2 separate regions of the Homo sapiens genome follow, and region 2 is linked to region 1. Evidence: read pairs that join two places in POLR2A ChIA-PET (ENCODE). Cell type or tissue: PC-9. All regions are shown on one strand. Each heading gives the region's core, and the rest is flanking DNA. Links, peaks and the distances in the headings are about the cores only. Region 1 overlaps WNK1 (WNK lysine deficient protein kinase 1). Region 2 overlaps ERC1 (ELKS/RAB6-interacting/CAST family member 1).

The links. Peaks named below come from ENCODE experiments on the same cell type or tissue, not always from the same donor. Only the 100,000 strongest peaks of a DNase experiment are listed, where the experiment ranks them.
Region 2: POLR2A ChIA-PET joins it to region 1 with 9 read pairs; 2 of 35 experiments call an interaction of 5 or more read pairs at or near these places.

The regions. Positions count from the first base shown.
Region 1 is chr12:838,905-855,400 of GRCh38, forward strand. The region is part of intron 4 of WNK1 (WNK lysine deficient protein kinase 1); the gene reads left to right. Among named protein-coding and RNA genes, the nearest start is that of WNK1, 95 kb to the left of the region's middle. In PC-9, for the core only: no CTCF peak of the experiment used is centred there; a DNase peak (open chromatin) is centred at 13,207; H3K27ac peaks cover 1,206 bases.
Region 2 is chr12:1,024,667-1,041,162 of GRCh38, forward strand. ERC1 (ELKS/RAB6-interacting/CAST family member 1) reads left to right here. Exons shown (of 19, transcript NM_178040.4): 2 at 3,082-3,906. The coding sequence starts at 3,238. Among named protein-coding and RNA genes, the nearest start is that of ERC1, 42 kb to the left of the region's middle. In PC-9, for the core only: no CTCF peak of the experiment used is centred there; no DNase peak of the experiment used is centred there.

The sequences.
Region 1 (16,496 bases), core at 8,327-16,326:
TCATTCAGCAAATATTCAAGTCTCTTCTATGTTCCAGACTGTTTTCTAGATCCTAGATATTGAATATTATTGTTATGTCAAACACAGTCCCTGTCTCTAAAGAACTTACCAAGGGAAGGGGAACAAACAAATAAAGCAAACAGTTACAATACAATAGAAAACACTTATTTTAGGGATAGGTACTTAATGAAAGCATGTAAGAGTGGTACCTAATCAAGTTTGGACAGGTTAGGGATATGGTGTTAAAGAATTAGGGAAAGACTAAGATAGTGTTATATATGAAGATGCATGATTTTGAGTATCTTGTCAAGTTTGGAAGTAGGAAAAGGACAAGGCAAGGGATAAGGGACAAAAGGAAAGCTTAGACTTTAATGTAGAGCACTGAGGGGACTGTTTTAAAAGTGGGTAGCTATCATGTATGTCAACACCTACAGACTTAAATTTTAGAAAGATTATTTCTGACTGCAGAGTGGAGAATGGATTTCTGAGGAAAGACTAAATGTTGAAAACTCAGTTAAAAAGGTATTGAAGTAATCTAAGGGAAATGACTAATAGTCTGAAATAAGGAGTTGTAAGAGAGAAGGCCAAAGTGGATGGATTAGAGAGATTTTGTTTGTGAATTAGATTTGAGCTAACCTCATTTGTTTTTTTCCACTTAACATTTATGAAAATAAATGCTCATGTACATATATATACTTAAGATCAAACAATATCAAACCTGATTGTGAGGTTAAATATATAACTTTAGATTTGGGGACTATAAAATTTATAATTTGTATATGAAATGTTTTATATATTTTATTTACTAACTTACCAATCATTACTTTTTTTGAGACAGAGTCTTACTCTGTCTTTCAGGCAGGAGTGCATGGTTCAGTCTTGTCTCACTGCAACCTCCGCCTCCCAGGTTCAAGTGATTTTCCTGCCTCAAGCTTCCTGAGTAGCTGGGATTGCAGGCTCCCACCACCATGCCTGGCTAATTTTTTTTTTTTTTTTTTTTTTAAGTAGAGATGGAGTTTCACCATGTTGGCCATGCTGCTCTCGAACTCCTGACCTCAAGTGATCCGCCCACCTCGGCCCCCAAAGTGCTGGGATTACAGGTGTGAGCCACCACACCTGGCCCATTCTGTCGTATTCTAAATGGAGTAGCAAACTATGCTTCTTGGCCAAATTCAGCCTGGTGCCCATTTTTGTACAGCCCATGACATAAGTATGGTTTTTGGTTTTGTTTTTAATTTTTTGAGAGAAAGTCTCACTCTGTCACCGAGGCTTGAGTGCAGTGGTACAATCATAGCTCTCTGTAGCCTTGAACTTCTGGGCTCAAGTGATCCTCTTGCCTCAGCCTTCTGAATCGCTAGGACTACAGACATGTGCCACCATGTCCAGCTTTTTTTTTTTTTTTTTTTTTGTAGAGGTGGGGTCTCACTATGTTGCCCATGCTGGTCTCAAACTCCTGGCCTCAAGTGATCCTCCTACTTTAGCCTCCCAAAATGCTGGGATTACATTTACGAGTACCATGACTGGCTGGTTTTTATATTTTTTAATGTTTGGGGAAAATGTCAAAAGAAGAGTATTTTGTATGATACGAAAACTACATGAAATTCAAATTTCAGTGTCCATAAATAAGTTTTTCTGGCATACAGCCACACTCACTTGCTTCCATATTATTTATGGCTGTTTTCACACTATAATGGCAGAGTTGAATAATTGCAACAGACTGTATGATACATACAGCCTACAATATTTACTATTAGGCCCTTAACAGGAAAATTTACTTACTCCTGTGTTAAACATATGTCACCAGAACTTTGTAAAACATGTTCCCCTGTAGAGTCCTGTAAGAAATTACTGATCTACGAAAGTAGTGGTGATGTTCTTCTATAAGAATGCGTTAGCCTCTGTATTTGTAAAGACATGAGAATCTTGGTGCAAACAAGTAGCTACTTAACAGGTCAGAAAATGTGTAGGCAGTCTTTTCTCTCTGTTAAGAGTAGAACTAAAACTTTAACATTTTTATTTGCCAAATGCAAACTCAAAAGCTCAGTTGAGAAGAAAATCTTCTTAAATGAAAGATGTCTTTGATAGTAAGTTTAACAGAACCTGGAAAGACTGGTGTCACTGTTTCTGTATTCTCAGTATAGTGTTTAACCTGTTTTCAGTTGTTCAGCAGCTTTTGTTTTTTATTAAACTGAGACAAAAATCATATATCATAAAATTAACCATTTTAACCATTTTTAAGTATACTGTTCACTGGTTTTTAGTATATCCACAATGTTAATGCAGTTATCACTACTAATTCCAGAACCTTCCCATCATCCCCAAAATGAAGCCCCATACCAGTTAGCAGTCATTTCCCATTCTCCTCTCCAACCCATCCCCTAGCGACCACTAATCTGCTTTCTGTCTCTGGATTTGATTTTCCTATTCTAGGTATTTCATGTAAATGGAATTATACAATAAGTGGCATTTTGTGTCTGGCTTCTTTCACTTAGCAAAATGTTTGCAAGGTACATCCATGTGGTAGCATGTATCAGTACTTTTTAATAGTTAAATAATATTCTATTGCATATATATACTACATTTTGTTCTATTCAGCAGGTTTTATTTCCCTTTAGTTCTTTAGTTTCTTCCTCTTTTTCTCAATGTTAAACTGCTTGACTCTATAGCTGCCTCTTAATCTGGAGAGAGATTGAGAACAATGTTTTAGTCCATTTGGGCTGCTATATCAAAAATGCCATAAACTAGGTGGCATATAAACAACAACCATTTATTTCTCACAGTTCTGAAGGCTGGAAAGCCCAAGATCAGGTGCCATCAGATTTGGTATCTAGTGAGGTTCTGTTCCTCATAGACCGGACTTTCTCGTGTCATTTTCACATGGTGAAAGAGTCAAAAAGCTCCCTCCGGACTCATATTATAAGGGCAGTAATCCATTTCACGGTTCTGCCCTCATGACCTGATCTGCTCTCATGACCTGATCACCTCCCAAAGACCTTCACCTCTTAATACTGTCTCATTGGACGTTAGATTTCAACATAAAAATTTTAGGGGGACACAAACATTCAGACTATAGCATACATGAAGGAGGAAATATAGAGTGTCTTAAAAGGTATTGTCCTAGAGCTAGGTTTATTATATCGTTGTTTGTATTCATTGTGCACAGCACACCGTAGGCACTCATTAATATTTTGAAGAATAAATGATTCAAAGTAATGTCAAATATAGTCAAAATCAGACATTATGTATATTTGGGAGAGTTGTATTTACTCTGTGAAAGAGAAGTGAAATTTGAGGTGACCTTCAGAATTATCCTACTAAAATGAAGTTGAATAGCAGCAAGTAGAAACTGATGTACCTATAAAAGCAATATATTTTATATTAATGGCAAAAAACACAATTACTTTTGCATGAACCTAATAGAATAGGAAAAACTATTTGGTGCAAATAAAGCAGAAAACAATAATAGGTAGAAAGGCTATCCCAGGACTAGAAAGGCTCTTCTGTAGGTTCTCAAATCTCAGTTGTAATTTCTGAACAACTAGTTTAACTCTTTCCATTATGGGGCTAGGTCTGTATTTTATTTTATTTTATTTTTTTAGGTATTTCCCCTTAATTTTTACCCTATAATTACTACTCTCACTTTGTTCTTTCTTCCCTGAGACTTCATAGGGCAGACCAAATTGTAATTTCCCTTGGTGTAGTCCGTAAAATGTTTCAAGACAGTTTTTCTAATGTTAGGAGTCCTTTTTTGTCAAGACCCATCATTGTCAATTTGTAAAACTTGTTCCTTTGAATTTCTTGAGGGAAGGGGCTTATATGCATTATTGGAAGAGGGAGATGCTCAGCAACTGTTTTCTTGATCTTCAGGAGGTTACATAAGAAGGAAGAGAAACTGTAATTGAACATAAGAACTTGGCAACATTGTATAATATTGCAGAGGCCTTGGTGGTAAAGGTTTGAGATTCTGTCATCTGAGAATTTTTGAGAAGGGACCAAGACAGCTAACAGACTCAAGTGATTTTATTTATTTATTTATTTATTTATTTTTGGAGACGGAGTCTCTCGCTGTCGCCCAGGTTGGAATGTAGTGGCATGATCCCAGCTCACTGCAACCTCTGCCTCCTGGATTCAAGCAATTCTCCTGCCTCAGCCTCCCAGGTAGCTGGGATTACAGGCACCCGCCACCATGCCCAACTAATTTTTGTATTTTTAGTTAAAACGGGGGTTTTACCGTGTTAGTCAGGCTGTTCTGGAACTCCTGAGGTCAAGTGATCCACCCACCTTGGCCTCCCAAAGTGCTGGGATTACAGGTGTGAGCGACCACGCCTGGCCCAGGCTTGAGTGATTAGTTCAGCATGGTATCAGTAATCCTTTACACTCTTTAAAGTTATTGAGGACCCCAAAGAGCTTTTATTTACTTGTGTTCTATCTACTTTACCGTATTATAAATTAAAATAGAATTTGCAAAAGCATTTAAAAATGATAAATAACATAAGCCCTGTATATGTTGGTATCAATAACATTTTTATGACAAATAACTATTTTCCAAAACAAAATTTAAAAACTTACTGAGAAGAGGGGCATTTCCACATTTTTGCAAATCTAATGTCTAGTCTAAAAGAAGATTGCTAAATTCTCATATCTGCTTTTCTGTTCAGTCTGTTACAATATGCTGTTTGGGTTGAAGTATATGAAGAAAATCTGGCCTCATGCAGATATGTAGTTGCAAAAGGAAATACTTTATAGACCACAAGAAAGGATATTGAGGACCCTGAAGGGTCTTTATACCACACCTTTGAGAACCACAGTTTTAGCAAACCAACCATGCAAAGTGCAGTCCTCAGACCAACAGAATCAGCATCTCAGGGTGCTTGTATTTAGTGTAAAATTTTGGCCCCATTCCAGGCCTGTTAAAATCTGCATTTTACATAGTCCAAGGGTGATTCATATGTACATTAAAGTTTGAGAAGTATGAGCTGGGTCAGTAATCCCTTAAGGTCTTTTTCAGTTCCATGTACCTTTATTTGGTTAATTAAATAAAAAGTAGGCTATATAGTATAATACCAAAATGTTATTTAAATAAACTATTGTTCAGTCATTCATGTAAACTTTTAAGTAGCATTATAAGTAACCAATTTGACTTAAAAATTATATTATTATAGCATTTATATGCAATTTTGCATTTTTTCTGCCTTTTTGGTTGTTGCTTTTTAAAAATTTTCTTTATTTTATTTTATTTTTTTTTGAGACGGGGTCTTGCTCTGTCGCCCAGGCTGGAGTGCAGTGGTGCGATCTTGGCTCCCTGCAACCTACGCCTCCTGGGTTCAAGTGATTCTCCCGCTTCAACCTCCCAAGTAACTGGGAGGGACAATAGGCATGGGCCACCACAGCCGGCTAACATGTATTTTCTGGTAGAGATGGGGGTTTCACCATGTTGGCCAGGCTGGTCTCAAACTCCTGACCTCTAGCAATCCACCAGCCCCGGCCTCCCAAAGTTCTGGGATTACAGGCGTGAACGACCACGCCAGGCCTGGTTGTTGCTTTTTAAAAAGGAAAACCGGTAAATCAAGCTGTAGAAAATGTGGAATAAAAAACTTGAAGAGTAAGTCCATTGGAACTGTGCTAGAATCCTTAGTTTCTAAGGATGCCGCAGGTGGCATGCATTTGTGCTTTATTTTTCCTCTAAGCTATGAAAATTTAGTTGTGTATGCTCTACAGTCCTTAATTCTGCACTGTCCATTACCATACTTCTTGCCTAGGAAATACTGTCTAGATTTTACCAATCTCCATTCCCATCTTCTGGCTTCTAGTAAAGAATAAAAAGGGCTGTGGTCTTTGTTACTTTCCTAAAAGTTTTCTTATGTTTTGGGTGCTGAGATAAATGTGGAGGGTTTAAATAAGTTCTTAGATAATATAATTTATATAATTATATAAGCAATCATGATGATTCTGTGTTGAAATAGGCCTTGAAATATTGTACCTTCTCTTTTTTTTTTTTTTTTTTTTTTTGAGACGGAGTCTCGCTCTGTCACCCAGGCTGGAGTGCAGTGGCGGGATCTCGGCTCACTGCAAGCTCCGCCTCCCGGGTTCACGCCATTCTCCTGCCTCAGCCTCCCAAGTAGCTGGGACTACAGGCGCCCGCCACTACGCCCGGCTAATTTTTTGTATTTTTAGTAGAGACGGGGTTTCACCGTTTTAGCCGGGATGGTCTCGATCTCCTGACCTCGTGATCCGCCCGCCTCAGCCTCCCAAAGTGCTGGGATTACAGGCGTGAGCCACCGCGCCCGGCCTGTACCTTCTCTTAAGTCAGCTTGCAATTTAAATTTTTAGTTAGTAAATTTAACTAATTTTAAAATATGTTAGTGTCTGTCTGCTTAACTATTGCATACTTATTAAAGAAACATGCGTGGTTATCCATTGGAAGAGATCGATCCTAGGGCTTCCTGATACAAACACACCCACAGACCCCAGCCACTCTAGATTTCTGGTTTTCATCCCAGGTCTATTGTGTATACCCTGGCTATTAGTAACCAGTAAACCACTCTCCCCCTTCTGTAGATTTAGTACTAACTTAGAAAAAGGATACAAAGAAGAGTTTGTATTTAACAGCTCAGGATTGCCTTTTCAGGTGGAAGAAATAGGCTCTGGAGTTGGATCTGCTTCCTTTCAAATTCCGGCAATGTCATTGCCTAGCTGTGAGACCTTGAGCAAATTATTTACTTCTCTGAGCCTAAAGTATTTGTGAAGATTAAATGAGAAAGGCAAAGTGCCTGGCATACAGTTATCAATCAGTACCTAATAGGTATCACCATTATCATCAACATCATTATTATTAATACATATTTAGTAGTGAAATAAGGTGTCTCTTTTTATGTTAACCAGTGACATTCAGCAAATTGCATTAATTTAAATGTGCTTCCTAAGTGTCACATAAAATCAAGCTTTAAATGGGAGAACAAGCTAACATTTATTTGTAATCTTGTCGATCACCTTGCAAAGTGCTTTACATATACTGTTTTAATCTTTTATATCATGATAAGTAGATAATGTCTTCATTTCACAGGTAAGAAAATAGACTCAGAGTTTAAGCATTTTGCCTAAGGACATGCAGGAGAAATAATAGTAGTCAGAAACCAAGGTTCTGTTAACATGATACTAATACAAACATTAACATTATTTTCCTTTACCTCTTTTTTGTTTTGTTTTTAACCTGTTTTCTAGACCGCAAGGAAAACTGAGGGTAAAAAGTTTAGGAGATGTGAGTAACAAAAGTCTGGTACTGCAGTTTTGAGCTCTGAGTAAAGGTTCATTCCCCCTATTTAACAGAGAAAAACTTATTAATTGTATGCTATACTTGTAGTCTTGACCCAGTTGTCATGAAAGTCTATGCCACTGATAATGAGAAGATCCAAGTAAAAGTAGGAATATATTTAGCACCACTTTGGTGTGCTTTTAAAATAATAAAAACCGTAGCAGGCAATGATATCAACTTTTTATATGAAGGATAGTGCGTTTGAACTGGAGCAGTACACAAGCTTTCATGTATTCAGAGAGTAACGAGCCTTGGGGAATCGTGAGTAAGTTAATTTCTTTGATAGAGCTAGCTTGATTTGGTAGGGAGTTCAAAGAGGCTTGTTTTCCAATGGGATCATAGGGTATGTTCAAATTCCTGTAAACTAATGGTTCATAACTGTAAGAATCTGGCTGAATCCAGCCCTATAACAACCAAGTTAGAAATAATGGGGATTTTTAATTACTTTGTTTGTGTAATTTGACTTTGTCACTGATTCCATTAGCTTTTGGATTGCAAGGTTTGAACATTTTGTCTGGGAAAAAACAGAACTAAAGCCATTAGGGTAAAATTCCTTTTAGTTTTTATATAACAGATTGCAATTCACCCTACCTTTTTACTGAAACAAGTGAGACTGATTCCTGATTAGATGGTGTTTAAAAAGTTGAAGGAAACTTTGTATTTATTTCTTTAGCAGCTAGAATTTGTTGTGCTATCAGTGAAAATCTATTGGAATTAGCTGAACTGGTTCCTTAATAAATTTTGTTTCTATGTCTATCCAGCAAATTTAGGTTATAATTGTAAAAGAAAAGTTCCAGTACTAGGGGGCTATATCTTAGGAACATTTTGCATGATTTTCAGAAGCATTTCATTATTCTGCTGTGATTTAATTAAGATTAAAGGTGGTAGCATTCCCAGTGTTTTAGGTACTAAATAATAATTATTAAATCATTATTTCAGAATTCCTCAAAAAAGCTGACCTTACTTACCTACCCTGAATATTGATCTGTAATTCACAAGGCGGTAGACTACAGAATAAAAACAAAGGATATAGAAAGATTGTTTTCCATATTTAAATACAGCAGTACTGAGTTTTCTGATATACTGTAAATAACCTAAATGCTAAAGGATTCATATAGATACTTTGTAATTGCTACTTTCTCTAATGGATTGTATGTATATATGATTTGAGGTATACCCTGAAAGAAGCATAAGACTCAGTTGACTGAAAAAAGGGGGCAGAATAGGAAAAGTATTCTTGTTGGTAGAAGTGTTCACTAAAGTATTCAGTGAACAAGTAACCAGTTTGACTGAACTTACTTTGGGGAGATTGGGTAAAGATGTGGGTGGAAGTTAAATTATGATTTTCACACCACTTTTAAAAGCACAATAACATGGACCAGAAATAACATTAAACTAGATGCTGGAAAATCTGGATTCTAGTTTTTGTTTTACCATTGATTCGGCCCGTACTTAACTGGAGTATAAATTATATTTATCTTCTAGGTGGTGAAGGTGGTGCAGTGTATCTAGCAGATTGCCTGATAGCTGTTAGACTAGATGAGACACTCCATAGTCAACTAGTTGAATTAATGGATTAATTCTCTTTTTTTTTTTTTTTTTTTTTTTTGAGATATAGTCTCACTCTGTCGTTAGGCTGGAGTGCAGTGGCATGATCTTGGCTCACTGCAACCTCCGCCTCCCAGGTTTAAGTGATAACTCCTGACTCAGCCTCCCGAGTAGCTGGGACTACAGGCATGTGCCAACATGCCCAGCTAATGTTTGTGTTTTTAGTAGAGACGGGGTTTCACCATGTTGGCTAGGATGGTCTTTCTTGACCTCCTCGTGATCTGCCCGCTTCGGCCCTCCAAAGTGTTGGGATTACAGGCGTGAGCCACCGCGCCTGGCTGGCTAATGGATTAATTCTAACTTTGACATAGAATTAACATTTCTGTTATTTGAACAAGGAAGGACTCTTAATCTGGTTTATTCTAGATCTGTGATCCTGTGGTCATTTAGTAGGTGTGGAGAACTATTAACCGTTTTTGAGCAGTGTGATTATGAGTTAAATGATACCAGATGATTGGAAATGGTTAAATGTCAGATGCTTAAATGGAGTCAGATGGTAGGAGCTAGCCACAATGTAAAACACAAATTGGAGATGAAGAGAATGGAAATATGAGGCCCATCTTAAACTGGTCTAGGCTTAAAGAGATGAGGTATTAGAAATCAGAACTTTGATGGTTACTTTTGTAATACAAAAACAATGACTTGTGAGGCAGCAAAGAAGCCAGTAAAAACTTTTTTTTTTTTTTTTTTTTGCTTGGTCAGAGATCTTTGGCTGTTGGAGAAGAGTAAGAATACTAGTCACAAAACCATTTCCCAGTTGTTTTTAACTTTATCTTTGTGTTAAGAGCCCATAGAGAATAATAGTAGTACTTAAATATTGTGGGGGAAGAAGCATCCAATGATGACTAAGGTTTCTTCTCTGGACTATGGAAATAATGACACGATTGAAAGAAATAGGGGAAATCCAGAGAAAGGCACTGACTTTGAGAGAAAGAGGAATAAGTTTAGATATGTAAACTGTTATCTGTGAATGGTACTTTTGTTGTAATATATTGAAAACTCTTATTTTGATTTATAGAAAAGGTTGCTCTTTATAGAATCTAGATATTTGTGCCTACATCGTACCTTTGTCTCCTCAAGCCCCCCAAAGCCCCCTCAGTTTGGTTTATTTGTTGCCTAATAGAGTTTTAAAACTACCCACATCTTTATATCTGATGGACCTTTGAGGCAGGACACGTGGCACTTGTTTTCTAGCTCTTTCATTTAGCCAAGCATGGTCCTACACAGGCTTGCTCATACAGTTAAGTTAGAGGTAGGCTGCACTTTTGCAGCACACATTGCTGCATTTCTGAGCAATACCTGACATCCTAGACTACTTAGTAGTAACAAATTGTGTTGAGCCAGAGATTAGTGGTAGTTGCTTTGAGATAGCTTGTTAGAATTAGTAGCATTTCTAACCTTTAGATGTATTACTTCCAAACAGCTTCCAAGCCATTATCTTATGTACTGTTGGTAATTGAAGCCTTAGCATTCACTGTCTTGATCAGGATTCAAGCTTACAAAATTACAAGGGAGAGAGGACTTTAATCTGTTACCCATTACAACAAAGCAATGAGCAATGCTGTTTCTACAATCTTTGTTAATGCCCTGAAGAAAAACTTTCCCTTAATCACTAAAATTAAAGTAGTTTTTATTTGGGTCTATGAGATCTTCCTGGCAAATGGAATGTCTTAATTTTGAGACTTTTATAGGAGGGAGAAGAAGAGGCAAAAAATTTGTACCACTTGTGTACATAAATACTGTTGATTTTTTTTTATTATACCTTAAGTTTTAGGGTACATGTGCACAACATGCAGGTTAGTTACATATGTATACATGTGCCATGTTGGTGTGCTGCACCCATTAACTCATCATTTAACATTAGGTATATCTCCTAATGCTATCCCTCCCCCCTACCCCCACCCCACAACAGGCCCCGGTGTGTGATGTTCCTCTTCCTGTGTCCATGTGTTCTCATTGTTCAATTCCCACCTATGAGTGAGAACATGTGGTGTTTGGTTTTTTGTCCTTGCGATAGTTTGCTGAGAATGATGGTTTCCAGCTTCATCCATGTCCCTACAAAGGACATGAACTCATCCTTTTTTATGGCTGCATAGTATTCCATGGTGTATATGTGCCACATTTTCTTAATCCAGTCTATCATTGTTGGACATTTGGATTAGTTCCAAGTCTTTGCTATTGTGAATACTGCCACAATAAACATACATGTGCATGTGTCTTTATAGCAGCATGATTTATAATCCTTTGGGTATATACCCAGTAATGGGATGGCTGGGTCAAATGGTATTTCTAGTTCTAGATCCCTGAGGAATCGCCACACTGACTTCCACAATGGTTGAACTAGTTTACAGTCCCTCCAACAGTGTAAAAGTGTTCCTATTTCTCCACATCCTGTCCAGCACCTGTTGTTTCCTGACTTTTTAATGATCGCCATTCTAACTGGTGTGAGATGGTATCTCATTGTGGTTTTGATTTGCATTTCTCTGATGGCCAGTGATGATGAGCATTTTTTCATGTGTCTTTTGGCTGCATAAATGTCTTCTTTTGAGAAGTGTCTGTTCATAACCTTTGCCCACTTTTTGATGGGGTTGTTTGATTTTTTTCTTGTAAATTTGTTTGAGTTCATTGTAGATTCTGGATATTAGCCCTTTGTCAGATGAGTAGATTGCAAAAATTTTCTCCCATTCTGTAGGTTGCCTGTTCACTCTGATGGTAGTTTCTTTTGCTGTGCAGAAGCTCTTTAGTTTAATTAGATCCCATTTGTCAATTTTGGCTTTTTTTGCCATTGCTTTTGGTGTTTTAGACATGAAGTCCTTACCCATGCCTATGTCCTGAATGGTACTGCCTAGGTTTTCTTCTAGGGTTTTTATGGTTTTAGGTCTAACATTTAAGTCTTTAATCCATCTTGAATTAATTTTTGTATGAGGTGTAAGGAAGGGATCCAGTTTCAGCTTTCTACATATGGCTAGCCAGTTTTCCCAGCACCATTTATTAGATAGGGAATCCTTTCCCTATTTCTTGTTTTTGTCAGGTTTGTCAAAGATCAGATGGTTGTAGATATGTGGTGTTACTTCTGAGGGCTCTGTTCTGTTCCATTGGTCTATATCTCTGTTTTGGTACCAGTACCATGCTGTTTTGGTTACTAGCCTTGTAGTAATACTGTTGATTTTTAAAAAATGTTCTGTGAAAGAGTAGTAAAGTAGTCTACCTTAATATCACTGCCTTTTAAATTAGGTGAACAGAGGAACTATTATCTCCACTTTAAAAACGAATTTAAGGGATATGGTCCAGGTCATGCAAACATAGTATGTGATGGATTGAACTGAGAACCCAGCCCCAGTATTGTGATTCCCTGTCCAGTGTTCGTTTGGCTACATATTCTGAGTTTACACTTTGTTCATTGAACTCAATCCCTTTTTTCTTTTAAAGTACACTTTCAAAATGATTGGAGGAAGGGAGTGTTTTTGGTAAATGGGTTTCTAGTGTACATAGAGTTAAGCATCCAAGAAAGGTTTTGATAGGTCCAGGAGATAGAAACTGTGCGCAAAGTAGGTGGAGCATTGAGCAAGTAAAAATCCCATTTTGCTTGTCTAGGATCTATTACTGTTGGCAGAGAAGCAGAAGGAATATTAACAGAATAGTTTTCCTGCTGTTGGGCATGCAGTTTTGTCCATCTAGAATAAATCTGTTGTTGGCTGAGTAGAGCAAATTCCTGTCTGAGAGTTGGGGAAGCATGGCTAGTGTTAAACAAGAAACTGTGTTTCAGTCTGACTTTGATGTCTGCCTTCCTTATGCTGTGGGCTGATGTACATCAGAGACATTTTTTCCTTCATTTTCCTCCAATAAGAAATCTGTTTTGCCTTTTCTGATGGATATTAAAAAGAAAGATTTTTGCTCAGTATTTGTCATCATAAATTCTCATTGCTGCTGCTGCCCTCAAAAGGATTGTATAAATGAGGTAGGTAAGAATTTCCAGTATATGTAACAGTTTATATTGTAGCCTTTTTGGTGATATTGGTAGAAAGTTTCCAATATTGAAATTGTTAACTTTCAGTTAAAGTATTGAAATTGTTAACTTGAGAATGCTTTAAAAATATTTAGAGTTCTGTAATTTAGTGAATTTATGGTGTATTCTGTGTGAGGAGGGGGTAGGCTTTTGTAAATTCTGAATGGTTAGGGAAAAGTTTACCTTTATTAAGAGTTAATGTTAATGTTACCCTACGACATTTGAAGCATCAGCTTTTAAGAAGCAAGTGCTGGCAATTCTTAGGATCTGAAAGATTGCGTCAGAGAATTCTGTGTTGTGACTCACTTTTATTTTTCTAGCAGATTAGTTGGCAAAACACAGTATATAGAATTCAAATGAGAAGTCAGCCTATAAAATGTGCATATGTTTTTGTGGGGTTTTTTTAGTTCAAATAATACAACATAAAATTTGATAAACATTTGTCTTATATCGGACTCTCAATGTGCTATTATAGAGTTACAGTTGTTCATTTTTTTGTACCCCATTTAAAATTGTGCAGAAGTGGCCTTTGTGTTTTGTAATGAGTGTACAATAGATATTCAAGAAATACTTATATTTAATGAAGAAAAATAAGCTACTGTCCCATGTCAAAAAACATATGACACTACTGCCTAAAGATAACTCTTGTGAATTAGAAAAGTAAGAGAAAAATATCTGTAGAGCCAGTGAGTTGTTGGCTCTGGAGGAGTGGAATGAGAGGGCTGTATGTCCTTAACAAACTCTAGTTTTGTTCTGTGTAAGATAGTAACCCAATTTATCTAGCTTAGTTCTTTTTTCTTCTTTTATCATGAAAACATCTTGTTATCATTACTTTGTTCTGTCTGGTGCTTAAAATCGTGTTTAAGAATAATCTAGTTCACCTTTCAAAAATTATCAGTTATAAAAATTACATTGAGTTCTCATGTCTTAAGAACGAGAAACCTATGAGTACATTTTAAAAACTGTAACTTTGTATTTATTTTAAACAGCTTTCTATTACATGTCCCAGATGACTTTTCTGTGGGTCACTTTTAGGATCAGTGAGGTTTCATAATCATTCCATGTACACATTTACTTTTAATATACAATACCTGTATATGCTTGCTTCTTAAATGATTCAGAATACCTCAGCTAGGTATTTTAATAATCCTGGCTTATTGATGGTTGCTGACTGGTAAAATTCCTTGTTATATTTTTCAGTATTTAAGTGGGTAGCATTAAGCAGTCTTAATCTTTTAATACCAGCTACTGGACTGGTAAGGTGTGTCTCAGTTTTATTGGCTAACTTGGCACCTATGGTACATTTTTTAAGGCAGTAGTAGTATCTAAATATGTGGTATAGCATTGGTATGGAATTTTCTATACAAAACTCTTGGCTGTAGGTTGAAAAAGCAGCATAACCTACCAAATTTAAGGTTGTATTATGCACAGTTATTGGTTTTGCTATATCTTAATATCTTTTGCGCAGTGAGTATTCCTATTTGTAAAGTCATGAATTCATATATGTTTGCAGGGATAGGATTAACAAGAGGATTATTATTAAGGATAATCAAGGATGAAAGCAGGTTCAAGAAAAGATTTTCCTTCCTTTATTATCTTTGGTGATTGCCTTTATACTCAGAGGTAGCCTTGGGTCAGCAAACTTAATACTTCAAGGAGCTTTGAACCCAGATACGACATTTGAATTCAGTTGGACAGGTGTTATCATTATTGGCTAGACAGGAAACCTGAAGCTCAGAACTACTTCTACTTGTCCAGTTCACACTGAATGTCTTTTATTGTTAAATGTTTTTGTCCTTTCAATGTGCCTATGCTAGATTAAAACAGAAGAATCAGTATACATTTGCTTTGTTAAATTAATACATAGTTTTATTGCCAGTAGGCTACATACATTCCCTTGAAATGTATGTGCTTATGGAAGAAGGAACTTTTTTTTTTGAGACAGGGTCTCACTGTGTCACCCAGGCGAGAGTGCAGTGGCACAATCATGGCTCACTGCAGCCTTTACCTCCCGGGCTGAAATGATCCTCTGGCCCAGCCTCCTGAGTAGGTGGACCTACAGGCGTATGTGCCGCCACACCCCACTAGTTTTTTGTCTCTTTGGAGAGACAGGGTCTTGCTTTGTGCCCATGCTGGTCTCAAACAGCTGGGCTCAAACGATCCTCCTGCCTCAGCCTCCCAAAGTGCTGGGACTACAGCTTTGAGCCACCACACCTGGCCCTAGACTTTTAAAATGCTATCAAAATAATCAGAAGGGCCAATTGTGTTAGCTCATGCCAGTAATCCCAGCACTTTGGGAGGCCAAGGTAGGAGGATCGGTTGAACCCAGCAGTTCAAGATTAGCCTGGGGAACATAGCAAGACTTTGTTTCTCCAAAAAGACAAAAAATTAGCTGGGCATGGTGGCACACACCTGTAGTCCCAGCTACTTGGGAGGCTGAGGCAGGAGGAGTTTGAGGCTGCAGTAAGCCACAATCCCACCACTGCACTCCAGCCTGGGCAACAGAGCAAGAACTTATCATTATCTTTTTTTTTTTGTTTTTTTTGAGACAGAGGTTTGCTCAGTCACCCAGGCTGGAGTGCAGTGGCACTATCTGGGCTCACTGCAACCTCTGCCTCCTGGGTTCAAGCGATTCTCCTGCCTCAGCCTCCCAAGTAGCTGGGATTACAGGCACCCGCCATCATGCCCAGCTAATTTTTGTAGAGACGGGGTTTCACCATGTTGGCCAGGCTGTCTTGCACTCCTGACCTCAGGTGATCCACCTGCCTCGGCCTCCCAAAGTGCTGGGATTATAGGTGTGAGCCACCATGCCTGGCCAAGAACTTATCTTTACAAAAAGAAAGTTTATGCAGTTTTTATATGTTTATTGTAGAAAACTAAAACCAAATGTAAACCAGAATACAGTTGTTCCTCCCTGTCTGGGGAGTTGGTTCCAGGACCCCACACTCCTGTGGATACCAAAATTTGAAGATGCTCAAGTTCCAGAAATATAAAATGACCCATAGTATTTACATGTAAAAATTATTTACAATAGCTAATACACCGTGAGTGCTATGTAAGCAGTTGTTATACTGTATTGTTTAGATAATAATGACAGGGAAAAGCCTGTATGTGTTCAGTACTGTGATACAGTTTTCTCTTTTGAATTTTCAATATACAGTTCGTTGAATCCACAGACGTGGAAACCATGAATAAGGAGGGCCAACTGTGCTCAGTTTTTTACTATCAGAGAATTTTTAGTGTGTGGCATTCATTTTTTTCTTGCATTTCCTATTTTCATAAGTCTTAAGTTTGAAATACCAGCTTGCTCAATTAAAGCAGGCTTTTGCTTCAGCAGCATTATTTTGTCTTCACTAGAATTATATGAAGATAAAAACAAGCTGGGAAAAACTTAGGTGGAGTTGGAAAAATAAGATTGAGGAAAATACAGATAGTGATCTTTGTAGTCATTCTCATAAATGAAGCTTTTAAATACATGAATTTAACTTTAGGGTCAGCCCTGCTACACAGTTCCTTGCTGTGAAAAGTTAGCCCTGCGAGTAGAATTCTCCAAATTGGGTCTTCGGAATA
Region 2 (16,496 bases), core at 2,918-10,917, 180 kb after region 1:
GCTTTGAAATGATGCTAGGAAATCAGAGAGATCTAGTTTAGATCTATATTGTCTTTGAAAGAAGTCTATAAAGTTGATAGCTATAGTTTAGTGGGTTCTGCATCCACAGCTCAAACCACCTGTGGACCAAAAATATTTGGGAAAGAATCTTAAAGTCACCTTGAAAAAAAAAGTGGAAAAAAAAAAAAAAAGAAAATACTTGGGAAAAAATAATACAACATGGAAAAATAATACAAATAAAAAACACAATAAGTATAACAACGATTTACATAGCATCTACATTTTATTAAGTATTATAAGTAATTTAGAGATGATTTAAAGTATGCTGGAGGATATCCATAGGTTTTATGCAATTACTGTGTCATTTTGAATCAGGGACTTGAGCATCCTGGGATTTTTGTTGTCTGGGGCAGTCTTGGATATCTGGATACGTTCTACTGGAGCCAGTCCCCAGCAGATACCAAGGGACAACTGCCTGTGGTTTTAAAATTTGTTTTAGTTATACTTGTAGAGTATGAACATGTTTTCTTTTTTGAAAAAAAAATTCAGGTGCTTTATGGTAGTTTGAGTGTAAAGCTTTCTAAGTTGAGCTAAAGCCTCCACAAACATTTTTCCCCTTTATAACACAAGTTTCCTTCCCTCTAATTATCGCTGTTTCAAAATTGGCATTTCCCGTGTAGGAATTCTTTACATACTCTGTTTACAGATCATTATACTTATGTTCACTGTATTTTTCACCTAGCTTTTGGTTTATCTTTTAATTTTATTTACAGCATTTTTTGGTATAATACTTTGTCATTTTGACATAATTAAGTGTGTTGGTTGTTTTTCTTTATGGTTTTTGCTTCTGGTTTTTTATTTAAGAAGCCTTTTCCTAACTCAAGTTCACAAGGATATTCTTCAAAATTTTCTTCTAGTACTTTTAATGGCTTAAAAAATTTATATCTTTAATGTATATGGAATTTATTTTGGTGTACTATGTGAAGACGAGTATACGTTATGTTTCTCAAAGAGCAACAAGTATTTAAACTTCATTTATTGAGTGATTTTTCATTTCCTCACTGTATTAGTCTGTTCTCATGTTGCTAATACAGACATACCCGAGACTAGGTAATTTAAAAAGGAAAGTTTTTTTTTTTTTTTTTTTTTGAGACGGAGTCTCGCTCTTGTCACCCAGGCTGGAGTGCAGTGGCGCGATCTCGGCTCACTGCAATGTCTGCCGCCTGGGTTCAAGCTTCTTATGCCTCAGCCTCCTGAGTGGCTGGGATTACAGGCACCTGCCACCATGCTTGGTTAATTTTTGTACTTTTAGTGAGATTGGGTTTTGCCGTGTTGGTCAGGCTGGTCTCGAACTCTTGATGTCAGGTGATCCACCCGCCTTGGTCTCCCAAATTGCTGGAATTACAGATGTAAGCCACTGCACCCTGCCAGGAAAGAGGTTTAATGGACTCTCAGTTCCACATGGCTGGGGAGACCTCACAATCATGGCAGAAGGCGAATGAGGAGCAAAATTATGTCTTACATGGCGACAGGCAAGAGAACTTGTGCAGGGGAACTCCAATTTATAAAACTATCAGATCCCATGAGACGCACTCACTACCACCAGAACAGTAGAGGGGAAACTGCGCCCATGATTCAGTTAAGTACACCTGGCCCCACCCTTGATACATGAAGATGATTGCAATTCAAGGTGAGATTTGAGTGGGGACACAGCCAAACCATATCACTCACTGTTTGGAAACGTTACTTTTAACATATATTAAATTCCCATATATAATTTAGACCCTGTTCTTGGGCTAGTACTATACAGTTTTCGTTATTATAGTTTTACAAGGCTACAATACTTTGTAAGAAACCTTGCAGGTCAGATGTGGTTTTGTTGTCAGGAATTTTTTCCAGTAATACTTAGTGGACATTATGTAGTATCCAGTAATCACACACATTGTTTTCTTAATGAAATATATGAAGTCACACTATGTGGGATACATATAAACAGTAAGTAAGCTCAGATCAGGTCAAGGTTTGCTGCTAGATGAGTTAAAAGGAAAATCTTATTTTCAGAGGTTTTTGGATTTTTGCAGTACAAATGAAGAATTATGGATTTGTAATTTATGTTGCTGTTGAGGGCTGTCTTCCTTCCTTGTTCATCTATTTTAAATTGTTTGGTTACTCTTGTATCTTTACTCTCCATTTGAATTTTAGAGTCAGCTTGTTGAGTTACTTGAAAAATCCTTCAACACCTGTGAAAGGAAGGGATCTATAGCTGGTTAGCAAAATCCTGTAGAGATTTTTCACTGGGATTGTGCTAAGTAGTTGGGGAAGAACTAAATCTTAGCAGTGTTTGTCTTCTCATCCATGAACACAGATAACTTTGTTTAGGTGTTCTTTCATGTCTTTCAGTAAAATGTTATAGTTTTTTTCCCCCAAAATTCTTGCACATTTCTGTTGATTTACATCAAAGTACTTTTATGGTTTTGTTGCTGTTGTGAATGGGATTTAAAATTTCCTTTAAATTAAAAACTGCATTTTCTAGTTGTTACTACTGATGTATACATTGATACTTATATATTGATATTGAGTTTGACCAGTTTGTTGAGTTCTGTTATTCTAATAACTTGTCAGTTGATTATCTTGGGTTTTCAGTTAGCAAGTCAGATATTCAGACATTGAGTTTAATCTTTTCCTTGTCAATCTTTATACTTCTTGTTTTTTTTTCTTTTTCTTTTTTGTAGACAGGGTCTTGCTATGTATCCCAGGTTGGTCTTGAACTCCTGGCCTCAAGCGATCTTCCTACCTTGGCCTCCCAGAGCGCTGGGATTATAGGCATGAGCCATTGCACTTGGCACTTTTTTTGTTTGTTTTCCAGTTGCATGGTATGTTTTCAGCGTTCAGTTTTGAGACATCTAAAATATCTCTAAAATATTGTTTACTATGAGTACATTATGCTGTAATCACATTCTGAATGCGTGAGTACATACATGGTAGAAGGGCTAGATCTTCTTTAAGTGGGGGTAATGGAAAGTCTCTGAGAAGGGAAATATTTATTATTGGAGGATTTAATGTGTGATCTTTTCATTACAGATATGGTGTAAGATACTTCTTCAAGATTGGACAGCTGGGGACCTTCTTCTGATTAACCTTAAACCAACTTGTAGCCATAGAGACACCTCACAAGGTTCCCATTTTTGTTGTTGTTGTTGTTGATTTTCTGCTCACACCTTTCCTGACCTTGCAACCATGTATGGAAGTGCCCGCTCTGTTGGGAAGGTGGAGCCGAGCAGCCAGAGCCCTGGGCGTTCACCCAGGCTTCCACGTTCCCCTCGCTTGGGTCACCGTCGAACCAACAGTACGGGAGGGAGTTCGGGAAGCAGTGTTGGAGGTGGCAGTGGGAAAACCCTTTCAATGGAAAATATACAATCTTTAAATGCTGCCTATGCCACCTCTGGCCCTATGTATCTAAGTGACCATGAAAATGTGGGTTCAGAAACACCTAAAAGCACCATGACACTTGGCCGTTCTGGGGGACGTCTGCCTTACGGTGTTCGGATGACTGCTATGGGTAGTAGCCCCAATATAGCTAGCAGTGGGGTTGCTAGTGACACCATAGCATTTGGAGAGCATCACCTCCCTCCTGTGAGTATGGCATCCACTGTACCTCACTCCCTTCGTCAGGCGAGAGATAACACAATCATGGATCTGCAGACACAGCTGAAGGAAGTATTAAGAGAAAATGATCTCTTGCGGAAGGATGTGGAAGTAAAGGAGAGCAAATTGAGTTCTTCAATGAATAGCATCAAGACCTTCTGGAGCCCAGAGCTGAAGAAGGAACGAGCCCTGAGAAAAGATGAAGCTTCCAAAATCACCATTTGGAAGGAACAGTACAGAGTTGTACAGGAGGAAAACCAGGTAAGTTCTACGTGTGTTTACCTTTATTGGCTGAATTCATGTATATAAATGAAATAGCCTTTTTTTCCCCTTTCCTAGATTTTTCCCTTCGTAGTATATGTATCTTCCTTTTTCCTATTGATTTTACTGTTTTGTGTCCTCCATTTCTCAGCCCTTTCCAAATTTGGTCCTGTACCCTGTTTTCTTCTAGCTGCCCATGTCTCCTTGCTCCCATTCTTGCTTGGTTCTTTTCTCTGGTTTCTCTTTCTCTTCGTGTCTTTCCTTTCAGCATATGTTATCTTTTTTTTTTTTTTCCAATTCTTCTGAGAGTATAATTTTGCCACACTCTCTAATATCTATTACCAAATGTATTTTAGAGTAGGTAACTTAAATGTAAGGTATACCATTAAGATTTGTCATAATGTCAAAAAGTCATTCTTAAAAACAAAACAAAATGACTATCACAGGATAAGTCAGTGTTGTCAGCTGAGAACAGAAATTACTTTTAAAAAGTTAATGTTGGCCGGGTGCAATGGCTCACACCTGTAATCCCAGCACTTGGGAGGCCGAGGTGGGCGGATCATTGAGGTCAGGAGTTCGAGACCAGCCTGGCGACGTGGTGAAACCCTGACTCTACTAAAAATACAAAAATTAGCCAGGTGTGATGGCGTGTGCCTGTAATCCCAGCTTCTAAGGAGGCTGAGGCAGGAGAATCACGTAAACCTGGGAGGCGGAGGTTGCAGTGAGCTGAGATCCCGCCACTGCACTCCAGTCTGGAGTGAGACTCTGTCTCAAAAAAGAAAAAAAAGTTAATGTTGATGATGTATTTATTAAGTACAAACAATAAGTACCTGTTCTTTTTGTTGCCATTCATGGAAGTTTAACTTCAGGATGCTTTTGTAGCTTTTCGTTCTGTAATTCTTTACATTTAAGGTGGAGGAAAGGCAACTTGGTGTGATTGTTTACTTGTAGAAAATAAATGAGATGACTGGGCATTATAATTATGGGCTTTGCAATTTGAGAGCTAAGTGCTGTCACATTAGCTACAGGAAATATTCACTTATTTTTCTGTGCTCCTCCAGGTTATAGTTGATGTTTGATGATAGCCATGCCACATTCAGTGAGGAAGCTGATGACTCCAAAGATGTGAACAAATCATATTCAGGCTCTACTAGTTAAAATGTTAAACATACTTTTTTTTTTTTTTTTTTTTTGAGACGGAGTCTTGCTCTGTCTCCCAGGCTGAAGTACAGTGACGCAATCTCAGTTCGCTGCAACCTCCACCTCCCAGGTTCAAGTGATTCTCCTGTCTCAGCCTCCTGAGTAGCTGGGATTACAGGTGCCCGCCACCACGCCTGGCTAATATTTGTATTTTTAGTAGAGACGGGGTTTCACCGTGTTGGCCAGGCTGGTCTCAAACTCCTGACCTCAGGTGGTCCACCTGCCTTGGCCTCCCGAAGTGCTGGGATTATAGGCGCGAGCCACCGCCAGGCCCATACTTTTTGTTTAAAAGACTTTTAGAATTTTTCTCTTTTCACATTTTTTTCCCCCATGGCCCAAGTTGTCTGTACTTTTAGAAGTTTTCTTAAACTTGCAAGCTTGAGTTTTTTTCCTCCTTAAAAAAGCTGTCTTATACTCTTAAAGGAGAATATGTAATTAGCTACCTCATTGTTGGTATTACACTTTATTTTTGGATTAGGTTAATAAAAATTATAAAGAAAGCAACTGATATCAATTTCTGCAGTGTTCTTAAATGATACTAAGAAGTAAAGAAGCAATCAGAAATGATCTGTGTCTCTGATGAAGAAGTCATCTGCCACACAAAGATGTTTAGGTCAATGATGGACCTCATGTATCACTGTGGTCCCATAAGATTACAATATAGTGTTAGCCAGGTGTGGTAGCTCGCACCTGTACTCCCAGCACTTTGTGAGGCTGAGAGGGTGCGGATTGGTTAAGGCCAGGAGTTTGAGACTAGCCTGGGCAAAATGGTGAAACCCTGTCTTTGCAAAAAAATAGAAAAAAAATTAGCAGGGTTTTGTGATGGACGCCTGTACTACTTGGGAGACTGAGGCAGGAGGATCACCTGAGCCTGGGAGGTCGAGGCCACAGTCAGCCGAGATTGGGCCACTGTACTCCAGCCTGGGTGAGAGTGAGACCCTGTCTCTAAAAACAAAACAAAAAACAAAGATTATAATACAGTGTTTTCACTGTATCTTTTCTATGCTTAGATGTGTTTAGATACACAGATATTTACCATTGTGTTACAGTTGCCTACAGTATTCAATACAGTAACATGCTGTACAGGTTTGTAGCCTAGAAGCAGTAGGCTATATCCTATATCCTAGGTGTGTGGTAGGCCGTACCAGGTGGATTTGTATAAGTCCACTTGATGATCTTTGCACAGTGATGAAATCGCCTTTCTCAGAACATATCTCTGTCATTAAGCAACATATGACTGTAAATCTAATTTAAGATTTCGGTTGATTGTCTTACCATTCTTACTATTATGCAGTCCAGATATTCAGATCTACTGTTTTGGCTACTTGAAGATCTCTAGTTACATTACATTTTGTATGTTAAAGCTCCAGACACATTTTCAGCTATAAAAATAGCTCAATTTTTCTGTTCATAAATATAAAACAGAAAAGCATAGATATGAAAGCAAAATATATTCCAGATCCTCCCATCTACTGACAACTTTGCTATTCCACTGTTAACATTTTGACATTTCTCTTTACTGAAATATCTCTATGCATATACACGTAACGGATTTACCTGAATGGAATACTGTTGGTATTATGCTGTGACCTTCTTTTAGCTAACAACATTTCTACTGTATATTAGAGGCCTCTAATATATATCTAAATCGTTATTTTTAATGCCTCCTACCATTCTATTGTATCTATTCTAGTTAATATCACAGGGCCAAAATTCTTCAGATTTACTTGGTAGTACAACGCAAATTAAAAACCTTGAATTCATTTGAATCAGATTTCTAAGTAATTAGAAATTATGATAATTTTATTCTTTCTCAGATACATTATAACTTCAAACTACTTTGCTTTTACTTTTTAATCAATTATTAAGTTGTCACTACTCAAAATTTGAATGTTTTAATATACTTAAATCTCTTTCTTAGAGACTTAGCTTCTTTAAAGAAGAGAAATTGTCCTTTAAAAAATATTCCTTAGAAAGTTCTTTGAGTTTGAGTCATTAAGACTTTAAGAATGTGTAAAGAAAGAAAAAAAGCTAAAATAGACCCCACTGATGGGGTCTAAAATTAAGGACAGGGTTCTTAAATGCTGGCTCAGAAACATCAGCATCAACAGGCATATTTGGTTAAAACATAGATTGCCAGGCCTCCCTTCATACCAGCTAAGTACAATCTCTGGAGATGGGGTCCAGGAACTTATGTTTCGAACAAGCTTCTCTGGTGGTTCTGATGAGAAACCACTCTTGGGATCTTTAGAATTTAGTAAATCTAATCTAATTCTTTTTTTTTTTTTTTTGAGATGGAGTCTCGCTCTGTAGCCCAGGCTGGAGTGCAGCGATGCGATCTTGGCTCACTGCAACCTCTGCCTCCTGGGTCCTGGTTCAAGCAGTTCTCCTGCCTCAGCCTCCTTAGTAGCTGGGATTACAGGTGCCCCCCACCACACCTGGCTAATTTTTGTATTTTAGTAAAGATGAGGTTTCACCATGTTGGCCAGGCTGGTCTTGAACTCCTGACCTCGTGATCCGCCTGCCTTGGCCTCCCAAAGTGCTGGGATTATAGGCAGGAGCCACTGCGCCGGGTGTAAATCTAAGTCTTAAACTTGTCTGTTGCCTGTTTGTCAATTTGTGATGGTTCTGTTGTGGCACTTTTGAGCTCAACCATGAAAGGAAAAGAAACAAGGGACCATTTGCTCAGTGTGTCTCATCCTTTATTCTACCACTTTATATCTCAGGGATGTGACCTACTCTTGTTCGTAATGATCATTAACTGTGACAGGGACCCTCAGTGGATGGGGCATGTGTAGGGGAAAAGGGTGTTTAAAATTTTAGATATGTTTAGTTACAAAGAGCCCTCCAGGTGATTTTGATGTCTCTTCACCTTGTGAATCATTGATGCACCAGATAAATGTTCAAATGATATATGACAGCAGAGCAGAGAAGTACATTTTCTTCAGTTGACATTTTTGAGTTGTCAGTACAATACTGACTTTAGTTTTTAATTTGCATTGCACTACCAAGTAAATTAGTTGAATTTGTCAGTTGAAGTACAACACCAAAAAGAATAATTCCTAAATATAAAATGATAGTACATTCTCAGGTTTTTTTTTTTAATTGTTGTTGTTTTGAGACAGAGCCTCTCTATGTCACCCAGGCTGGAGTGCAGTGGCGTAACCTTGGCTCACTGCAACCTCCATCTCCAGGGTTCAAGTGACTCTCCTGTCTCAGCCTCTGGAGTAGCTGGGATTACAGGTGTGTGCCACCATGCCTGGCTAATTTTTTTTTTTTTTGAAACAAGAGTCTCGCTCTGTTGCTCAGGCTGGAGTGTGGTGGCGTGATCTCGGCTCACTGCAAGCTCCACCTCCCGGGTTAATGCCATTCTCCTGCCTCAGCCTCCTGAGTAGCTGGGACTACAGGCGCCTGCCACCACGCCCAGCTAATTTTTTGTATTTTCAGTAGAGATGGAGTTTCACTGTGTTAGCCAGGATGGTCTCAATTTCCTGACCTCATGATCCGCCCACCTCAGCCTCCCAAAGTGCTGGGATTATAGGTATGAGCCACCGTGCCTGGCCAATTTTTTGTATTTTTAGTAGAGACGAGTTTCACCACATTGACCAGACTGGTCTTGAACTCTCAACCTCAGGTAATCCACCTGCCTTGGCCTCCCAAAGTGTTGGGATCACAGTCATGAGCCACCGCACCCAGCCTTTTTTTTTTTTTGAGCTGGAGTCTCAGTGTTGCCCAGGCTGGAGCGCAATGGCACAATCTCGGCTTACTGGAAGCTCTGCCTCCCGGGTTCAAGCGATTCTTCTGCCTCACCCTCCCGAGTGGCCAGGATTACAGGCGTGTGCCACCATGCCCGGCTAATTTTTGTATTTTTTTTTTTGAGACGGAGTCTTGCTCTGTCGCCAGCTGGAGTGCAGTGACACGATCTCAGCTCACTGCAACCTCCGCCTCCTGAGTTCAAGCGATTCTCCTGCCTCAGCCTCCCAAGTAGCTGGGATTTCAGGCATGTGCCACCACGCCTGGCTAATTTTTTGTATTTTAGTAGAGACGGGATTTTGCCATTTTGGCCAGGCTGGTCTCGAACTCCTGACCTCAGGTGATCTGCCCGCCTCAACCTCCCAAAGTGTTGGGATTACAGGCATGAGTCACCATGCCCAGCTTAAATTCTGTTTTTATAGTTTGGTATTGAATTGTAAATATCAGGAGAAAAAAATGAGTTTGCTTTCTTTAGTTTTGTGGTTAAGTATCAATATAACCTAGGTCTTGGAAACTGTATCTGTATTTTTAGGGGTTGTATTGGGTTCTTTTTCTTTTTCTTGGTAAAAATGAGATTGGTAAATTTGGAGTATGTAATGGTGTATACTAGTGCCCAAATATGAGATTCTTTATATGTATTTAGATAATTATCATAGTGTATCATATTTGAATATTATACAATTTCAAATGTATTGTTAATAAAAAATCACAGTTTGATTTAATTGAAAAGTGGCTGAGACATAATTTTTTATTATAAGAAATATTGTGAGCTGGGTATGGTAATATATGCATGTAGTCTTAGCTACTCAGGAGGCTGAGGCAGGAGAATCCCTCGAGTCCAGGAGTTTGAGTCCAGCCTGGGCAACATAGTGAGACCTTGTCTCTTAAAAATAAATAAAAAAATAAATAAAAATTTAAAATAATTAAGAAATATTGTGGAAAAATTGCATGTGAATAAACACTTCTTTTTAAAGGCTCTACTTTTCAAGAATGGATTGACAGTATATGTGTGTGTCAGATTATACGTGTGTGTGTGTATCAAATTTAGAGTAGATTTGAAGTTACTGGATTTATCACCATTATACCTGGAATTAGCTAGTCACCGTTATACCTTGTTGATGATGCTGAAACTATGCCCCTCACTAAGATAGTTTTTATTATGAAGTGACTCAGAAATGTCAATTTTAATGAAAAAAGTTATTGGCGTACTTGTTCATTTTGGAATAATTGAAGCAATTGTTTATGCCTGTACTTCAGAAGCTGTGTGGAAAATACGTAATATCCTTTCTAAGTATCAGTCTGCATTCAAAGACAAAATATTTGAATCTTCTGAATACTTCAGTTCCAGTGAAACAGTCCACAGGATTTTCATGCCAAAAAACCCATATGTGCTGAAGAATGGTGAACACCGCCTTATCTAGATTCCACCCCTTGCCCTAATTAAACACCAGTGCTGGCAGCGATGCATTCTCCGTATACCCACTGTAATTACTACACAATCCTAAAATTGTATAACTTTGGTCCAAAAAACGAAGGGTGCAATTTTAAAGTAAAGTGAAACACTGCAATGAGATACAGAGACAGAGAATGCTAATTAATAGATTATAGTCAGCCAGCAGTGGGGCCTAATTAAACTCTGCATTCATTATACCCTCCATAGCCCTCAGAGGTCAGGCATCTTCCACTTGATAAAGAAGATTGGTTTAATAGGATTTACAGTAATTAAATGGTTTCCCCATTTCAGTTTGAGACTGGGGATTTAGGTCCATTCTAAATATTGGATCTGATTGGACCATAGAGATCTTGTTCTAGGATCCTATTAGATGTAAAGACGCATTTGCTTAGAATTACTTGATATGTGTGGTTCTTTATTATGGAGTTCTTTTAGAAGATGTTTCTGATATAAATACTCAGCAATTTTTATGTCTCATCCTTTTGTTACTGAACTTTCAAATACTGCTGGTTGGAGAGTTAGAATAGTATGTAACAGGGAAGGCTTTTTCTTTTTCTTTTTTAAAATTGGGAGTCAGGAAGGTTTTTGGTGTATGTTTGACAAAGAATGAAAATCTAGCTGTGAGCTTGGTGGAACTGCAGAGCTACTAAGACTTTGGATGGGGCCGGGCTCAGTGGCTCATGCCTATAATCCCAGCACTTTGGGAGGCTGAGGTGGGCGGATCACGAGGTCAGGAGATCGAGACCATCCTGGCTAACACGGTGAAACCCCGTCTCTACTAAAAATACAAAAAATTAGCTGAGTGTGGTGGCGGGCACCTGTAGTCCCAGCTACTCGGGAGGCTGAGGCAGGAGAATGGCGTGAACCCGAGAGGCGGAGCTTGCAGTGAGCTGAGATCGCACCACTGCACTCCAGCCTGGGAGACAGAGCATGACTCCGTCTCAGAAAAAAAAAAATACTTTGGATGATTTTTTTTTTAAATTCTAAACAGCATTTAACCAGATTATCATCATACTTTTTAAATTATGCCTTGAAATAATTCTGTATGTTAAATTTAGTTGGAAGCTTATTTTAAAAATGTTTATTTAAAGCACTGTCATTGAAATATTTCATGAACAAAATACTGTTTAATATTATAGGACGGCAGGTGAATTTAATGTTTTTTGCCTTGTGTGTTGTGTTTCTTCTCTTTTTGGAGTCTGATTTTTATGTTGCTCATTTACTTAGGAATCGAGAATTTCTAGTTCAGAACTGCAAAAAGATAACCTTGTGTAATTCTTTGTCATTTTTTTTTCTCATTATTTGGAGACTTTTGACTATTAACATTTATATAATTTTAGGTTGTATCTTGATTTGCCGCATGATAAAAGCCATTATTATTTGCCATTAAATAAACTTTTTTTTTTTTTTTTTGAGACAGAGTTTTGCTCTTGTTGCCCAGCCTGGAGTGCAATGGTGCGATCTCGGCTCAGTGCAGCCTCCACCTCCCAGGTTCAAGTGATTCTCCTGCCTCAGCCTCCTGAGTAGCTGGAACTGCAGGTGCACGCCACCACGCCCGGCTAATTTTTTGTATTTTTAGTAGAGATGGTGTTTCGCCATGTTGGGCAGGCTGGTCTCAAACTCCTGGCCTCAGGTGATCTGTCAACCTCGGCCTCCCAAAGTGTTGGGATTACAGGTGTGAGCCACTGCTCCTGGCCTTAAATAAACTTTGTCATGAGGTTGCTAGTTGTTTCACTGTCATTTAAAGTCTGATCTTAAAATTTGGGATCTATGTCTTAGATTATTGTTTTAATTTTCTTTTTGATAATTCTGTTTTAACAAGGAGATGTAGATAAATTGGTATCCTTGTTTATTGCCCAGATAAGTTTAATCTTTTTTGTTGTTTCAGAAGGGGAATGTGTTAAAGGCACTATGCAGAGTGCCATGAGAAAATGAAATCAAATGTAAAATGGATAATGTTCCTTTTGGGGAGTTAACAATCATTTCGAGAAGCAAAATTTGTACATGTATGGCTTACAGAAATTTGAACTATGCATTTATCAGGTCTTGATCATAGGTGAAGGTATTTAAATCAGTGTGGGAAATTTGCTTCTTTTACAGTTGGTAAGTTTGCTTATCTGGAATGTAGTGAAGTATGAAAAATAATTAAGCAGAGCTAATAAAAATGTTGCACAAATATGAGATAGGGCTTATATGAAGAAATAAGGGCAGAGTTTGCCAGATAATTGCAGTTTCTCTCTCACTTTTTATTTTCCTCTGTCTTTTTGGATCTCATAGTGCAGTGTAGTGTGTGATCTCATCTCAGTGAAATAAAATTGTTTTTAGAGATTTGCTAATTTACAGCAAATTTGCAGATAGCATCTTAAATATAATTTGGGGGTCCTCTTTATTGTGCAAAAGAAATCAGAAAATGGGTTTAGTTTTTAGTTACATTAATGTTAATCAGTGGAGGTCATAGTTTCATTTTTTAACATTTAAAACCGTACCACCCTCTGGAACTTGCCATCTGTTATGAGTGCACTGTTATGCCCAGAAGAGTATAGGAGGTGCTTAGAAACCATACTTTATAAGAAATGGCTGAAGGAACTCAAGAAGAGAAGACTTGCAACATTTTAATTATACTCTTAAGTATTTGGTGGACAGCCATGTTGAAGGAGATTTTTCCTTTTTTCTTTCTTTGTTAGTATTGTTTTTGGAGAACAAACACTGGAAAAATGAGCACAAATATTAAGGTTTTAAATTTTGGCTGCAAGGAGGAATGGATTTTTGAAAAAAGCTATATCCGGCCTGGCGCAGTGGCTCACGTTTGTAAGCCCAGCACTTTGGGAGGCCGAGGCGGGCAGATCATGAGGTCAGGAGATCCAGAGCATCCTGGCTAACATGGTGAAACCCTGTCTCTACTAAAAATGCAAAAAATTAGCTGGGCTTGGTGGCGGGCACCTATAGTCCCAGCTACTCGGGAGGCTGAGGCAGGAGAATAGCGTGAACCCGGGAGGCGGCTCTTGCAGTGAGCCCGAGATTGCGCCACTGCACTCCAGCCTGGGCGACAGAGCAAGACTCCGTCTCAAAAAAAAAAAAAGAAAAAGAAAAAAACTATTTCCATTTGATGAAAGAACAGTTTCACAAAGTAATGCTTCATCATCACTAGAAGTGGTCACTGGGAGGTCAGATTGCCTTCTGACAGCTGCGTGGGTGCCCTAAGTCATTGAACTCTTCACAACGCCCAAGGGGGTATGGCATCAAGTGGTACTTTGTGGAGAAACATTTAGGGAGTTTACCCCATCCTCCCAGGTCCTTTTGTCCTTTTTCTCCCTCCCCATCTCCTTTCCTTCTTTTATGACAATTTTGTTGAGATATAATTGAATTCACCCTTTAAAGTATAGTTTTTTCTTTTTTTTTTTGAGACGGAGTCTCGCTCTGTTGCCCAGGCTGGAGTGCAGTGGTGGGATCTCGGCTCACTGCAACCTCCGCCTCCCAGGTTCAAGCAGTTCTCTGCCTCAGCCTCCCAAGCAGCTGGGATTACAGGCACACGCCACCATGCCCTGCTAATTTTTGTATTTTTAGTAGAGACAGGGTTTCACCATCTTGGCCAGACTGGTCTTGAATTCCTGACCTGGTGATCTACCTGCTTCGGCCTCCCAAAGTGCTAAGATTACAGGCGTGAGCCACTGTGCCCAGCCTTTTCTTTCCTAATCTGATTTACTCAATGAAGATTTTGAAGAAAGTAATAGTAAGTTGCCCTAGGGAGTTCTTGAACGAGGGCATAAATGATGTAATAAAAAATACTGTTCAGGAGCAGCTTTTACTGCTGTCAGCAGAGTGGATTGAAGAAAAGGTGGGGAAAGGAAATGAGTTTCTTGTAGAAGACCTGGATTAAACAGGGTAATAGGAATGGAGAAGAAGGTGCACATCCATGAGATTTTCAAAGAAATATTTGGATATAGGCAGGGAACGATGGCTCGTGCCTGTAGTCCCAGCACTTTGGGAGGCCAAGGTGGGCAGGTTACTTGAGCCCAGGAGTTCAAGACCAGCCTCGGCAAAATAGTGAGACCCCATCTCTTAAAAAACAAAATTAGGGCCAGGCACGGTGGCTCACGCCTGTAATCCCAGCACTTTGGGAGGCCGAGGCTGGCGGATCACGAGGTCAGGAGATCGAGACCATCCTGGCTAACATGGTGAAACCCTGTCTCTACTAAAAATACAAAAAAATTAGCTGGGCGTGGTGGTGGGCGCCTGTAGTCCCAGCTACTCGGGAGGCTGAGGCAGGAGAATGGCGTGAACCCGGGAGGCGGAGTTTGCAGTCAGCCGAAATCGCACCACTGCACTCCAGCCCTGGGTGACAGAGCGAGACGTTGTCTCAAAAAAAAAAAAAAATAAAAATAAATAAATAAATAAATAAAAAATTAGCTGGCATGGTGGTATGTGCCTGTAGCCCCAGCTACTTGGGAGGCTAGGGCAGGAGGATAGTTTGACCGCAGGAGGTGGAAGCTGCAGTGAGCTGTGAGTGCACTACTGCACTTCCACCTGGGTGACAGAGCAAGAGTCTGTCAAAAAAAAAAAGAAAGAAAAGAAATATTTGGATATAGACGGCAAGAGAGAAGAATACAGTGAACCATGGTATTGAGATTGGGGAACTCTTTTCCCTACGATTAACAACGGAAATGGATTAGAAAGTGGAACTAAATTTAGAGTAAGGAATGATGAATTTGGTTTTAATTATTTGAATAAAAGTTTTTCATAAGAATTTGGAGATAAGAGACTAATGACTGTGACCTCAGGTACATGCATATAGATGTTATAAAGGTGTGCTTGTTAATGTTGGGGAACTCACTTTTCTAGTTAATTCAGTATCAGCTACATGCCTCTGCTTATGGGAGTAAGAAGTGGAGAGGGAGAAGCCATTAGAAGATACAGTTTTATATATATGTTCTCATCCAGCTCGATTTGTGTTTTGGTTCTCTGTCTTTATTGTGGTATTTTTGTTTGACAGCAGATACCTTGAGTGATTCTCTCAATTCCTGAAAGTTATTATTTATTAAAGTTAATACTGATTTATGATTTTTTTACAAACTTCTACTATTAGATGTCCCTTATTTTGTTTTAGTTAACAACAAGTTTATTGGAGATCATGTACCTACCTCTGTTGTGATAAATTAGGAGTGACTTTGGGAAAAAGAGAAATATTACAAAAAATGTGCTTTCAGTGAGGAAATGATAAATTTTGTTTTTGAAAATGTTCTTTTCTTCCCTTATGGACAAGATTAGAAATGCTTTTATGAACTGTTTTTGTGCTACCATACACATTTCTAAAAATACTCATTTTTCTTTTTCTTTTTTTCTTTTTTCTTTTTTTTTTTTTTTGAGACGGAGTCTCGCTCTGTCAACCAGGCTGGAGTGCAGTGGCGCAATACTCCGCCTCCCGAGTTCATGTCATTCTCCTGCCTCAGCCTCCCGAGTAGCTGAGACTACAGGCACCCACCACCATGCCCGGCTAATTTTTTGTATTTTTAGTGGAGACGGGATTTCACCGTGTTAGCCGGGATGGTCTCCATCTCCTGACCTCGTGATCCGCCCACCTAGGCCTCCCAAAGTGCTGGGTTTACAGGCGTGAGCCACCGTGCCCGGCCTAAAAATACTCATTTTTCTTTCCAGATTTGGAAAGTTAGTCTTTAACGTAGATCTTTTCCTTTGATTTTTCCATATATTAACAATACTTACTGAACCCTTTCCCCCTTTATTTTGCCAGTCTTTTCTACGTAATAGGCTTTCCTTCCTAATACTGGATTGCAGTGACACTTGCTTAATTTCATATGTGGTGACTGTATAGGCCGAGAAAGTGAGATAGTTCAGCCTTAATGTACACAGTGTACCATCTCTTACCGGTGGCTGGTAGCTTATGTACTTTCAGAGAATGTGGTATGCAAAGATCTGTGTAGCTTTGAAGTCATCCTGAGATAACTGCTCTGATCTTAAATGATCCTCAGATACTTGAAGAGTCCTCTGTAGCAGTAATTCTTAAACTTGTTGGCCACAGGACCTCTGTATATTGTAAAAATTATTAAGGACCCCAAGCAGCTTTTGTTTATGTAGGTTATATCTACCAATATTTGTCATATTAGATACTAAAATAAAAAAATAATATTTATTAGTACATTTAGAAACAATAAACCTAATAAATGTTATC